Linked DNA regions of Homo sapiens: region 1 is linked to region 2. The links are chromatin loops, found by intact Hi-C in ENCODE. Cell type or tissue: adrenal gland. All regions are shown on one strand. Each heading gives the region's core, and the rest is flanking DNA. Links, peaks and the distances in the headings are about the cores only.

Region 1 (6,773 bases), core at 1,176-5,175, 170 kb after region 2:
GAATCACTTGGAGATCTTATTAAATGCAAATTCTGATTCAGTAGGTCTAAAGTGAGGCCCAAGATTCTACATGTTTAACAAGATCACAGGTAACACTGATGGTGCTGCCCTGGACAGATATCAGACGGTGGGTAGCAAACAGTCTCAAAATGAACCTTAGGTTAATGTCTAAAGACAATCAAATAGCATTACCATAGGGGTCAACACAAGGTGATAGAAGGAATAGCTCTATTATGATGTAAAGAAATCTTAGGGAAAAACAAATGGTAATTGGTATTTCCCACCACTAAGATGGTCATTCAACTATCCATTTATGCATCCAAACAATGCATATTTATTAAGCACCTACCATATGTGTCAAACATAAGTGCAAGCAGTAAGTAAAATAAGGTCTATTTTCTGTATTTATACATCTGCCAAAGTATAAATGCAGACTCACTTTTTAAAAAAGGAATTATATGAATGCCATTGGAATAAAGCACCAGGAAAAAAATGTGCTTGAGCATTAACCAAAGTAATAGGTTTTCAAACTGTATTTCCTTGCCAGAAATACTATCCTCCTAGGCAGTGTTTCTACTCATGACAGAAAATGCAAATAAGGAAGAGTCTCCATCTATAGACGTGATTTAACAAGTCAATTGCAGGTGTTTTTCCTCCTTTTTGAGAATTGTGCGGTTGAGAGATCTACTTTCACATACATATTAATGAGTTGTTTTGCATAAATCAATTCTATTTTTATGAATGGAGATTATATAACCCTCCTGTAATTCTTCCAGAAATCCCATCCAAACAAGCTACTAGAGTTCTTAGTAGGGTATGTCCCTTGAGCACAAAGGATTTTATTTTAATTATTTCATCCATTTTTAAGCAAAAGTAATCAAATATAAACAACTGTGCTGGAGGCTGCACCCTCTGCCAGCTGCCTCTCAGCCTTCTGAAAGGCTCTGTTTTTGTGTTGTTTCTGTTTTGTTTTTTTGTTGTTTTTTGTTTTTTGTTTTTGTACTTTTCTCAGTACTCATTTAGAAAGCAATCCTATTGTTTTTATTTAAAAAGGTGTAAAATGTAGCTGATTCAAACTTTAAAATTTATGATATTCCTCTTTGGCAAGTCTAGCTGACTATGGGCCCTGAATATTATTATTGCTATAAATATTAAAATTAATAAAAGCTTATATGTGTCCAGTAAGCCAAAATATGGGAAAACATTTCCTGAGCTTGCTTAAATTTTCACAGCAAGTGAATGGCAGAGCCAGGACTTTAAACCTCGGTCTAATGGACAACAGAAATCAGGCTTCAAACACAACACTGGCATTTCAAAGCATGTCCCAGGTGGCAGATGTCCTAAAGAAGCATCTCACTTCTACCTGTGGTTCCAGTTAGCTCACTCTATCCTCCACCTTCTTTCCATAGTTAACAGGGGAAAATGTCAGAGTCTGTGATGCACTGGATAAAATTGTCCTCCCCTGAGCTCCACGTTTTCACAGCTGGAGTGAAGAAGGTGTCTTGGCAAGATTCCCACAAACACACACTCAAAACACACATCCTCACTCCCATATTTGCCTTGACATCACCATCTCTGCTTTTACGAGGTCTTGACTCCTGTGTACATAAGGCAGCAAGCCTGGAATTCTTAGGTCACCCCTCATTGCCCAAACCTTCATCTACATAGAGCTCTGAATGTTCCCGTATCTGAACCCACTTCCCAATCCTCCGCAGCTTGTGAAATTCTTCCTTGGGCCTCCTAAAACCAAAATCAATAATTAGCAAAATCTTTGCACACTTAAAGTTTTCCCTGAAAGTCCCCCTGACTGTGTTGCTTCAACTGACATTTGGCTTCCATCTGAAGATGCTTCTCCTCTCTGGCTGAACTGCTGATTCTTTTCTCCAATACCCCTCTTACCACAGGTCTGTCAGTAGGGATAGAGTCGTCCCATCTCCTCCGTGCCATTTCCAGATGATCCCTCCTCCCTCATATCTAATTCCTTTGCCATTAAAATCATGCCATTAGCCCGCACTACTCATAACTTCTCTTTGTTGCAATCATATTCTCATCCCCTAAACTCCAACATTTCTTGAAGATTTTACCTATTAGCTCACTGTCATTCTCTGCATAATACTCCTGTCGAATATCTTGGCCATTTCAGCCTTTGGTGAATTTGGTATTCAGTACTCAATATCCTGATTTGCCAGTTTCTTGACTTCTTTCGTTCTGTTGCCCTTGTTTATCGACCCATCTTAGCCAATAGCCACGCTGCTAAGATGACTCTTTTAAGACTTTGTCAATGTCTAAAGTTGCCAGTTCCACCCATAATCTGATTTTCAACCTTCCCAAATTTGACTGTCTGACTCACTCTCTCCAGTCCATGGACTCCAGCAATACTTTGACTCTGCTAGATCCTATAATTCACGAATCCTAACAACTACTCCTGTCCTTCTCCTGCTTCGTCTTGTCATTCCCTCTATACTGAGACAAAGGCAAAAAACACTTCTTCTCATTAACTTTTAACTCACTTGCTCATCACTTGCACATCAATGATTCACTTTCACTTTCCCCCTTATTTCATTCATCTGGTGAAATCTAAGCCATGATGAAATCCAAACCAAAATTTTAATCTAGTGAAAAATCCAACTATGACACCTGCTTTCACTTTCCAATTAATGACCACCGACATCAGTGGTCCATTCAGTGGGCCATTAATGTTGCCTGACATTAAGTCACCATGAAGCTCAAAGATGTTACTGTATTGCCGGCATCTTCAGTCTAGAAAGGCCCTCTGTAGGTGGAAAAAAGTATGAGCTAGTATTTTTCTCCTATAAAAGTCAACTAAATCATCCTCACATACCTCAAACAACATTTTCCTGACCCTTTAATATAATTTATGTTATAAACTGCTTGATACTTAGTTCTGATTCAGGTCTGACTCATTGCCTAGTCCCTGAGCCAGGATGGACTTTGGCTGTACTTGAGATGTCAAGGTAATCTGGCACTCTGACTAACTAGATGTGTTTCAGTTGCTTACCTCTAGAGTTATTTCCCCAAAATAATTCCAATGAAACGTTAAAACACACAACAAAGGCAGCCTCTTTCTTTTTCCAATCCCATCTATCACATACCATTGGATTTCTGTTTTGCTACAAAGTCCTGAAGGTTTTGGCCTTTTATTTTTATCTCACAACCTAGGCCCACTTCTTAAACATTGCCTAGCTTGCCTTTCCCTTTTAAAATCTGCCAACAATCACTTTCTCTGTTGAAATTATCTCTTCCTACATCCAACTGTGGGAAGAACAGCCTTTTCATTGTGCTGTTCTCTGAGGACAAGAATAGAAGCACATTTTTTAATTCTTATTTTTGTGTGACTTTTTTCTGCTTAGTAGTTACCAGTTTTTACTACAATTGTGATTCCTGACAATATATAACATTTAGAAAATAAGGAAAAGCTATTAATAATATCACCTGAGCCAGAGACAACCACTGTTAACATTAGTAGATTCTTCTAAAATTTTTTCTTATACAAATCATAAACACAGATGGATGAATATTTGTTAATTGTGGATAACTATTTCACTTTACGGAAATAATACAACAAACACTTTAAAACATTTTCCCTACTAGTCATTTTAGAGGATATTTTAACAAAAATAATAAAATACGGAGAACAATTAAGATTTCAGAATTTTCAAAGTTTGCATATTCATGATCTGTTTTTTAAAATTCAGGTCTCCTGACTAAGATGCTTATTTTACTGCAGAGAAATAAGCTTTTGTGGATACCACACTCAAGGGGAAAGACAGGCTTATTCTCGAAGCAAATAGAGGGTCCTTCCTGCCAATATGACCTAGAGAAACAGACAAATAGTGAGAAGATGCATCTCCGAGAACCTTCAGGCTGGGCCACTGTAAATCCGGTTGGATTTGACTCAACCCAGGGCATAAGTAATGTTCTCAGGGCATTTCCTTAACGAAGACTCCCTATTGAAAGAAGGTATAGCATGAACAATGTCGGGAAGTCAGAATGCTTAATTTCTGCATTTTCTTCCTCTGAACTGCTAAGATTGTATTTAGAGACAGGTAGAGTCCTATGTGCGTGTTCTAATCTAGTTAATTTACTTCAATCATCCTCTTTTATTTTGCCAGCAGGCAAAGCCCCTTCAGAATACCTAATTATTATTCCAGACTCCTGTCTTAGTTTTCATCAGAGGACTTGTATATTTCATTAGCTTCAGTCCTTGTACCACCTCTCCTTACCAAGCCCAGCATTGTGACACCATGTCCTTTACCCTTGTGTTTTTGAAAGCAAAAGAAGAAACGCATACATTTTTATTATTCATTCTTTTATCTCACTAGTCTTGTTCTGCGAAAATTTGAGATCTCAATAGATAGTGAAACAGTCTTTCACCCTTTTCCATGGAATAAATAGTTATTGGTGTTTATATACTCTATAATTATTATATGTTGATAAATGGTTATGTAATAGCTGCATACAGGGAGGAAAAGTCCTTGCAGGTAATTTTGTCTGCTAATTACATATAAATTGGTTAAGCAGTCATGCGTATTGATGACATCGTTTTCAACTGATTTGACTTCTCAAAATTACTAAACTTCTACCTGGTCATCTAAGGCAGGACAATTTTTCCCCAGGATGAGGGGTTGGAGGGCAGTGGTTTCAGCAGGTATTAGATTCTCATAAGGAGTGCACAACCTAGATCCCTCGTATGCGCAGTTCACAATAGGGTTCACACTCCTATAAGGATCTAACACCGCTGTTGATCTGACAGGAGGCAGAATTCAGGCGGTAACACTCTCTCACCTGCCACTCACCTCACCTCCTGCTGTGCAGTCAGATTTCTAACTGTCTATGGCCCAGCACTGCAGCCCAGTGGTTGGGGACTGCTGATCTAAGGAATAATCTCAGTCTTTGTCTCTCTTTATCCAAAACAACCATAAGTCTATTATATAAAAATAATGTATGTATGTATACATTTTGCATGTGCTTACATGTCTCTGCGCACACACATAAATTTATATAAATGGGATTGTTCTAGTAACCGACATTTTTCTTTAAAATTTTTAAGTTATAAAAAATTTCAAACATACAGAAATGTCTATAAAAATATTATAAACAGATTTTTATTTAAATGTGTGTTAATGTTTTTGCATTTTTGCTTCAGATCTTTTTTAAAGACATAAAATATACCAATACTGCCAATTTTCATCTCGTGCTTTCTTTCCCTCCCTTCCCAGAAGTAACCGCTTTCCTGAAGTTGGTGATAATTTTTTGAAGTATGGCTTGAAATTTTTATTGTCTTTGTTTATAATATTTATATAAATGTCATCAGAGTACAATTTCTTTGGCACCTTTTTCACTCTACATTCAGTTTTTGAAATTCAGCCATATTTCTACGTGTTTACTTATTTTAAATGTTGTGTAGTATTTCATTGGATTAATGAAAGAAGTTTACTTCGTTTCAACGAAGGAATGAGAATAAAATTTAATCCTGTTTTTTCAGGAACAATACACTATAAAGGTATTTTTATTTATATCCATCAATTTCACTTATTTTTATTGAGCTATTATCATGTGTCAGACTCTATCATGTGTGGAAGTTACAGTGCTGATAAAACAAACACATCCTTGCCTGCCATGAGTCTACGAAAGCAGTAGGAGAGGGATCACATAAATATGTACAGCATAAAAAATGTAATAAATAGTCTGAGGAGACTCTGAGAGACTAAAATGAAAAAGTTATTTATTGGAGGCTCAAGAAAGCAGGATTCAAGATGGATGAAATTTCCAATGAAGGAAAATTAAGGTTCATCAAAATTAGTTATCTGTTAGAGTTTTTTGTATCTAATGCCACAGTAATGTGCTGAAACAAAGCATGAAAAAAACCCATGATGTCCAGCAGTAAACATTTATTTTTGGTCACGAATTTTTGGTTTACTCGGTGGTTCCTCTGGTCTTCTTGGGGTTCAGTTTTACATTGGTGGTCACATATGCAGTTACGTTAATCTTGCTGGGCTAATTCATTACGTATTGTTGGCCCAGGCTGGGGCAACTGCAGTGATTTATTTCTTCTGCACATGGCCTCTCATGCTCCAGCCTGCTACTCCAGGCTTTTACCATGGTAGCTGGGTGGGGATCCAAGAGCAAGGGGATAGAAGGCTACACAGCTACTTGAGGCATATGCTCAGAACCAATATATTGTCACTTCTGCTGCATTTTGTTTGCAAAGTCAGACCAGATTGAGGAATGGTGAAAGAGACTATGCCTCTGATGGAAGATGCTGCAAAGTCATTGCAATAGGGTACAGGAAGGTGAAAAATTAGGACTAAGTTGTAATCACTCTCCCATGGTGATATGAGGAATGGGGTAAGAATATTCCATAGACGGAAACACCACGTTTAAAGCCTATGAAATTGGAAGGGGCTACGTAAGACATTTGAAAATGGAAAAAAAAAAAGAAAGAAAGAAAGAAAGAAAGGAATTGTGGAGCCTATTGAGGAAAAAAGGGAATGGTGTCAGTAAAAGCTGGAGAAATTGGCAGGGACCATATTATGCTGGCATTATTGCTAACACTCAGGATTTTGAATTGTATCCTAGGAACAGTAGAGCTCCATACAATTTTAAGAAATGTATTATTTAATTGATGACGTTACCTAATTTATTACATGATTTAATCGATTATATATAATCTAAGTTTAAAATTATTTTTATTATTTCTTAGAGTCAAGGTCTCACTCTATTGCCCAGCTTGAGTGCAGTGGCACCATCAC
Region 2 (6,773 bases), core at 1,658-5,657:
AGAGAATCTAAACTGATAAGTGAGAGGAATTTTTAAAAATAACATACCTAAACATACCATCATAAGATCTCAAAACACCAACAGAATGTGCTAAAACTTCCAGAAAAAAGAAATCTACAAAATATTGAGAATCAGGCTGGCATCACATATCACATCATTAAAACTAGTCTCTAGGAAATAATGCTTTCAAAGTTTGTCAGGAAATTATTTTGACTATAAATCCTATTTCAGTCAAATAACCAATGCCAAAATAAATATTTTTCAGACAAGAAGACTCACGGGATATTTGCAGGTATGTGCCAGAAAAACTTAGAGTGAAAACCAAGAGAAAGGAAGATTTGAGATACAAGAAACAATGACAATAACTTAGAAGTGCAATGAAAATAAGCCTCAGGATGATGCCCAAAAAGGGACCAATTTAGAAAAGGAAATTCTAAGAATCTAAGTTGAATGTCTTCAGAAAATGAAATGGAGTCAATTAGAAGTAATAATGAATAATAAATTAGAAAATGCTAATTAATATTTGAAAAATATTTTCCTTCTCTGGACAAGAAAAATATAAAATAAATGAGAAAATTACAAAAATACAAGGCATCCAAGTTTCAAATAAAAAGTAAAATAAAATGTACTATGATCCTAAGCAACTGATGAGTTCAGAAAATAAACAATTTATCTGGACGTGACTCAAGAAATAGTTTTTATTAAATGTCTTAGAAGTAGTGGACACTGAAACCACAGGAAAGAAAAGTGAATCCAAAATAGTTTAAATGTTGCTAATGGTTTTCAGTATTTCAAATCAATTGGTAGAAAACCCACAGAAGTCTTAATTATGTTTACTGGACCAAAAACAATGTTATCACAACTGACAAATGTAAAGGAAACTAGAGGCTGGTGGACAAAGTTGAAGGAAGAGTAGGAATACTATTTTTTTTTGTTTTTTTACATAGTGGAGTGTGTAGAAATAGTTTCTAAATGTGATGAAATAGTGAGATGTTTAGGTGTAGTATTTGCAGATTTAAAGGTAACCAACAGGATAAAAATAATAAAGCTCAAGATATAGGGAGAAAAGTTATCTGATAAATCCTTGTGTTAGTAGAAGCCGGAAGATGCTGTCTAAAGTTACTTAAGCAAATAGAACTACAAATAAGTATTTGTAAACTAAACATAGCATTTTGAATATAAAATTTGAAATAACTGAAACCCCATAAAGTTAAAAGTACTTGCATCTGGGAAGGATAGCTCAGCATGAGGAGGGGCAGAATGCAATCATTGGTAAAACACAAAGCAAATCTTTGCTTTTCTTCCACATTCAAAAGTGCCAAAATCACCTATTTTAAGAGTAAAACTAAATAATAAAAAATGCAACAATTTTATTTCCATTTCTTTGTTTCTCATAACATTTGTTAATAGTTCTTGAGAACCTCTTCCAACCCTTTCAGCCTCCTGTCTTGTGTCAGCTGATTCTGTGCAGTCTTTGACCAGATTCACACAACTGCCATCTGACAGCATTTGCCTCCAGTCCTGCATTGTGCCCTTTGTTTTCTGCCTCAGGGCTTCTGTGTCCTCACAGCTGTGAAATACCCATGACTACCTGTTTAACATACACATATACACACAGCAGATGGCACATGTATACATAGGAAACAAACCTGCATGTTATGCACATGTACCCTAAAACTGAAAGTATAATTTTAAAAAATAATTTAAAAATTTTTTTTTAAAAAAAAGAAGTGTGAAGGAGTTAATGACCTTCTGGGACAAATCTAACAAAAAGGGAGTCAGAAGCTGGGGGAAAGATGCTTCTGAGACTTACTTAAGTTTCAAGTGGTGCAATGGGACAGAGCAACAAGTCATCATAGCAATAGAATAGACAATGACACATCCTTGTATTGACTCTTCTTTCTTGTCTCCGCCATCCCTCACGCTTCTTGAGTTCATATTCTGGATTTAACCACCCACATGGAAGCCACTATCTCTGGTTCTGCTTTGAAGAAAACCAAGGCTAAGACCCAAAGACCATAAGCATAATTGGCAGTAAGGCCTGAGTGACAGCAAAATGCCTTTACTGTAGGAATCAGTGGCGACTAATAGATTATGATATTCCTTTGGATGTAAAACATTGCCAGTCTACTAAGGGGTTACTGGACTTGTGATATTAAAAACAAAAGTTTAAAAGAGAGCTAAGGAGCAGAAGGCTGATATCAAAGATCACAATGAAAAATCCACGGTGTTTTTGAGTTGTAAATTTCCATATGTCACTTCTAACCCAGGGCTACTTGGCTACCTGATTCGAGGTGGACCAGGAAGAGCCTGTAATGACACTACAATTGTACATAGTAAAAATGCCTCTGATTCTTCCTTAGAGAGAACTGTGGCCATTTACCACCATACTTGTACTCTGGAAGGAGGAATATCCAGAATTTGGAGAATTTTTGAGAATTGTCGGATATAAGTCTGAACTGACGCCTGTCAAGCTATGATAGTCCACTAGTTAATGTGGACTTTGGAATCCAGATTGAAAAAAAAAAAAGGCTGACCCAAGTCTGTGTGTGCACTGTATATATGGACCAATTATTTGGTTATTTCCCCAATTCCTTAATATAAAATTGGATAGATATGCCTAATTGTCAGCCAGCAAAACCTTCAAATTGGCTTCCTACCATACAGAGTAAGAGTTGCTATGATAGAAAAGCCAACTGAAAGATTCCTAAATATCCTTTCCTTTCCCTACCCCCAGGCAAAAATATGAAATCTGAAGAAATAACACATCCCCTGAGGAAATGTGCAAATTAGCACCACCAGAAAAGATTTAAAAATTGTAATGTTAGTACTCCATTGTATCTCTGTTTGATTGAGCTGCAACAACAAAAACAATAACAACACCAAGTGGGTTGGGCAGTTGGTGAACTACATATACCATTAAGGGTGTAGCCCCAAATGTATCTGCTATGCTACCTGTGTTCTCTTTGCTAGAACATGTCAACACAGCCTTTGAAACTTAGAATGTAACTATTGGTCTAATGATTGTGTTTTTTGCAACTCACATCAGAAGAAGAGAACAAAAGCAGATTGTCTCTTCATGTGAATGACAGTAGTACATTTTCAGCGTCTTGTTACAGGGCTGTTTACATTCTCCTACCTTGTTTTCATATTATAGTCCAGGGCACCTTGATTATCTTTGAATTATTCAGAATATTACTCTGTTGCACTATACTGAAGATTATCCTAATTGACCTGGTCAGCAAGAAAGACAAGTAATTTAGATGTCCTATTAAGATAAACATGCCATATGGTGGGACATAAATCCACAAAAGCCCTGGAACTGTTATATTAAAAATACCTTTGGATTTCCAAATATCTATGGCATCCTAAGACATCCCTTCTAAGATTAAGAAAAACACCTTATTTCATCTTATAATTCTTATTATTAAGGGCAAGTCCTATTACTTGGTGGGCTTTTGGATTTTTGAGCCAATATCTATTGTACCTATAAATACTGACCAACTGAAGAGGGAAGAAAATACCTCAAGCCTATGTAACAATTCACTTGGTGTGAAATGTTTCTGTGAGCCAAAAGTGGGCTGATGTCTCATTGTTTTTCATCTCAGAGGTGGTTCTAAACAAAGTGGCAAATAGAAATCTTTCTGGAAGGTGGAGCTGTGAGCTGTGCATTCGTTGTTCTCTTTTTAGGCATGGTAAAGTGACCAGAGTTACAAATACACATCAACTCTTGACCAGTGGTGAATGGTTTGTCTGGTTAGTAAAGAGTCTGGTAAGGACAAGAATGGAAGTTAAAAACAAGGAACAAATCTTGATGATGATTTGCTCATTTCTTTGTGTCTCATGTTAGTGTCCACCAGAGGGCACCCACTGCAAAGAGGCGGTCAACCACCTAGCTGTTGACCAGTAGAGAACAACCTGTTTGGTGAATGTCAGTTTTCTTTCTTTGGCCACAGGAGTGCTAGTGCAATGAGCCCATGAATTGAGTGTCCATGGCCTCAGGAATAGTAGTGAAGCATGGATTCAACAGCATGGGCTCCCTCAAAGCAGAGAAGATGACGTACTGCCACTGCTGATTGCCTAGTCCACTGGCAACAGAGACCAATCATGACTACTTAATATGACATCATTCCTCAAGGAGTCCAGCCACACTCTTGATGATTATAATAGACATTATCCACTCTAAAGGGAACAGTGATTTATTCTTATCAGTACTGAAAACTACTCAGGGTATAGATTATTTTTTTTCTCTGCCAGCAACACCATCTGAGAACAGAATGCCTAATCTATCATTATGGTGAGATATATGTGTGTGTGTGGTGTGTGTGTGTGTGTATATATGTATATATGTCATATATGTATATATGTCATGTATATGTATATATGTCATGTATACGTATATATGTCATGTATACGTATATATGTCATGTGTACGTATATATGTCATGTATACGTATATATGTCATATATGTGTATGTGTGTGTCATATATGTGTATATGTGTCATATATGTGTATATGTGTCATATATGTGTGTATATGTGTCATATATATGTATAAGTGTCATATATGTGTACATATGTCATATATGTATATATGTCATATGTGTATATGTGTCGTATATGTATATATGTCATATATATGTATATGTGTCGTATATGTATATATGTCATATGTATATGTGTCATATATGTATATATGTCATATATGTATATGTGTCGTATATGTATATGTCATATATGTGTATATATGTCATATGTGTCATATATGTATATATGTCATATGTGTCATATATGTGTGTATACGATATATATGTCATATATGTGTGTATGATATATATGTCATATATATCATATATATACATATATATAAAAAACTAAGATCAAGGGACCCATTTTGTAGCAAAGGATGAATGACGATGGATGAATGACAATGGAATTTTCAACGGTTTTATCATGTACCCTGTCACTCAGAGGCAGCCAGTCAAAAATAATGATGGAATAAACTGTTCAAGATTCAACTAAGTTGAGAGTTCCAGGAACATACCCTGCAGAGTTAATGCTCAGTCCTCTAGAATATGAAATATGCTCTAAGCCTGCATTTAATATATATGGTTCTGTGCATAGTGGGTGGAAGACATGGATCCAGGAAATGACAGGTAATGGTAACATTAGTCTTTCCATTTGCAGAATTTTGGCCTCCCATCCCCATGAGTCCTACCTCTTCTCTTTAACTATCTTATTCCAATAGACCCAAAGAAAAAGAAAAAAGTTAATATATGAGTAGATATAATTAACCCATAATGCCATAAGAAGCCTATTTGCTGCTACACAGTGGCATCTGGAAGAAGTATGTTTGCAGTGCTGGCAATTCAGTGGAGTATCTCCTAAGATTTACTGTACAGTAATAATTGTGAAAGGGCAAATACAGCAATATAGTTTCACTAGGGCAAAGTATGCAATATTATCATCTCTTCAAGGAAAAATGTCTGGATTACTCAAATAGATAAGCAACCTGGAAAAGTAAAATTAGTAGTGAAGCATGAAGAAAGTCTAGATTTGGAAGTAAAGAAATGAAATGATGGATATGAATTACGGCTTAAGACAAGTTCAGTAAGCTTGTGAATTTTTTTCTCTAAGTCTGTTACCCTTAAGTCATTGCAGGGAATTTGGCTGACACAATTCAGAATCTGACTTTGTTACTGATTGGACTTAAAGAAGGTCATGAGTAGATCTGAGTGGTTCAAAGGAGGAACTATATTCTATGCCTTGTTTTTCTGCATCATTTCAAATATTCTCATCCTGACCAAACATTCAAGCTAATGCTTCATTCAGCCTAACATAAATATTACCTGACAGTGATCCATTTCTCACAATTCTCATTTCCCATCCAGCAGTTTCTCTGATACTGAGTACTCACACAAAGCTGACTCTTACTCATATAGGTATGTACTCTAGATGTGTAGAAGAGTTAATATCCCACAGGACAAACTTTGACCAATATGTGGGGTGGCCACACAGTCTCACTGGCTCAGGATTGATTTCAGCTATACCAGTTTTTTCAGTTACTATTATTAATACTTTCTCCTTTCACTCTGGTTATTGTCCTGTTTTACATAATGGGGTATATGGTCACCTTGTTACTAAGGTATCGGAGCCAATAGATAGATGCTTCTTCCATGCTTAATTCAGGTGGAAAGCCCTGAGAGGCATTTGATACACTTTAAAGATGTCTCTATACTATTGAACACGTATTCCTATATGGTGTTGAAAAACTCAATACATCCTTTTATTGGCTTTTCCTTGCTCCATTTTTAACTCACACTGTGATTACTGTTTTCTGAGATCACGTTTTGAAATGAGTGGCTAACGTGACAAAAGGCAAAAACTCTTTGACTGAAGCTCCGCTCTTGGGAGAACCCAGACTAAGTCAGCTTGGTTTCAATAAGTGATAATATTGTATCGACTAGTTATGGTTCCATAGAAAATCATTTCAAAATTCAGTGGCTTAAGACAAGAAGAATTGATTTCTCTCCCATGTATACAAGATGGATGAGGGTAAGGTCATCTAGGCTGTGCTTAGTTGGGCAGCTCTGATGTTTACTGAGATCTTTGGATCAACAGGAATAGCTCTGTTCCAAGTACTTTTCATCCTCCATGGATTGCAGTTTAGCCAAAGTGAGTTTTTCTATGGTAATAGCAGAGGTAACAAGAAGGTAAGAAGAAACACAAACGACAATTAAAGCCTAGGCTTATAGCCAGCACGTTGTGACTTC

The links. Hi-C counts contacts between places; a loop is a spot of excess contacts. Peaks named below come from ENCODE experiments on the same cell type or tissue, not always from the same donor. Only the 100,000 strongest peaks of a DNase experiment are listed, where the experiment ranks them.
Region 1: a loop joins it to region 2, with 3 times the contacts of the local background. A loop is called at or near these places in 7 of 110 quality-filtered maps.

What each region holds. Positions count from the first base shown.
Region 1 is chr3:1,248,969-1,255,741 of GRCh38, forward strand. All of the region lies in intron 4 of CNTN6 (contactin 6), which reads left to right. Among named protein-coding and RNA genes, the nearest start is that of CNTN6, 160 kb to the left of the region's middle. In adrenal gland, for the core only: a CTCF peak has its summit at 2,743; no DNase peak of the experiment used is centred there; H3K4me3 peaks cover 456 bases; H3K27ac peaks cover 1,256 bases.
Region 2 is chr3:1,078,347-1,085,119 of GRCh38, forward strand. No RefSeq gene overlaps it. Among named protein-coding and RNA genes, the nearest start is that of CNTN6, 11 kb to the right of the region's middle. In adrenal gland, for the core only: a CTCF peak has its summit at 3,887 (motif pointing right); a DNase peak (open chromatin) is centred at 3,985.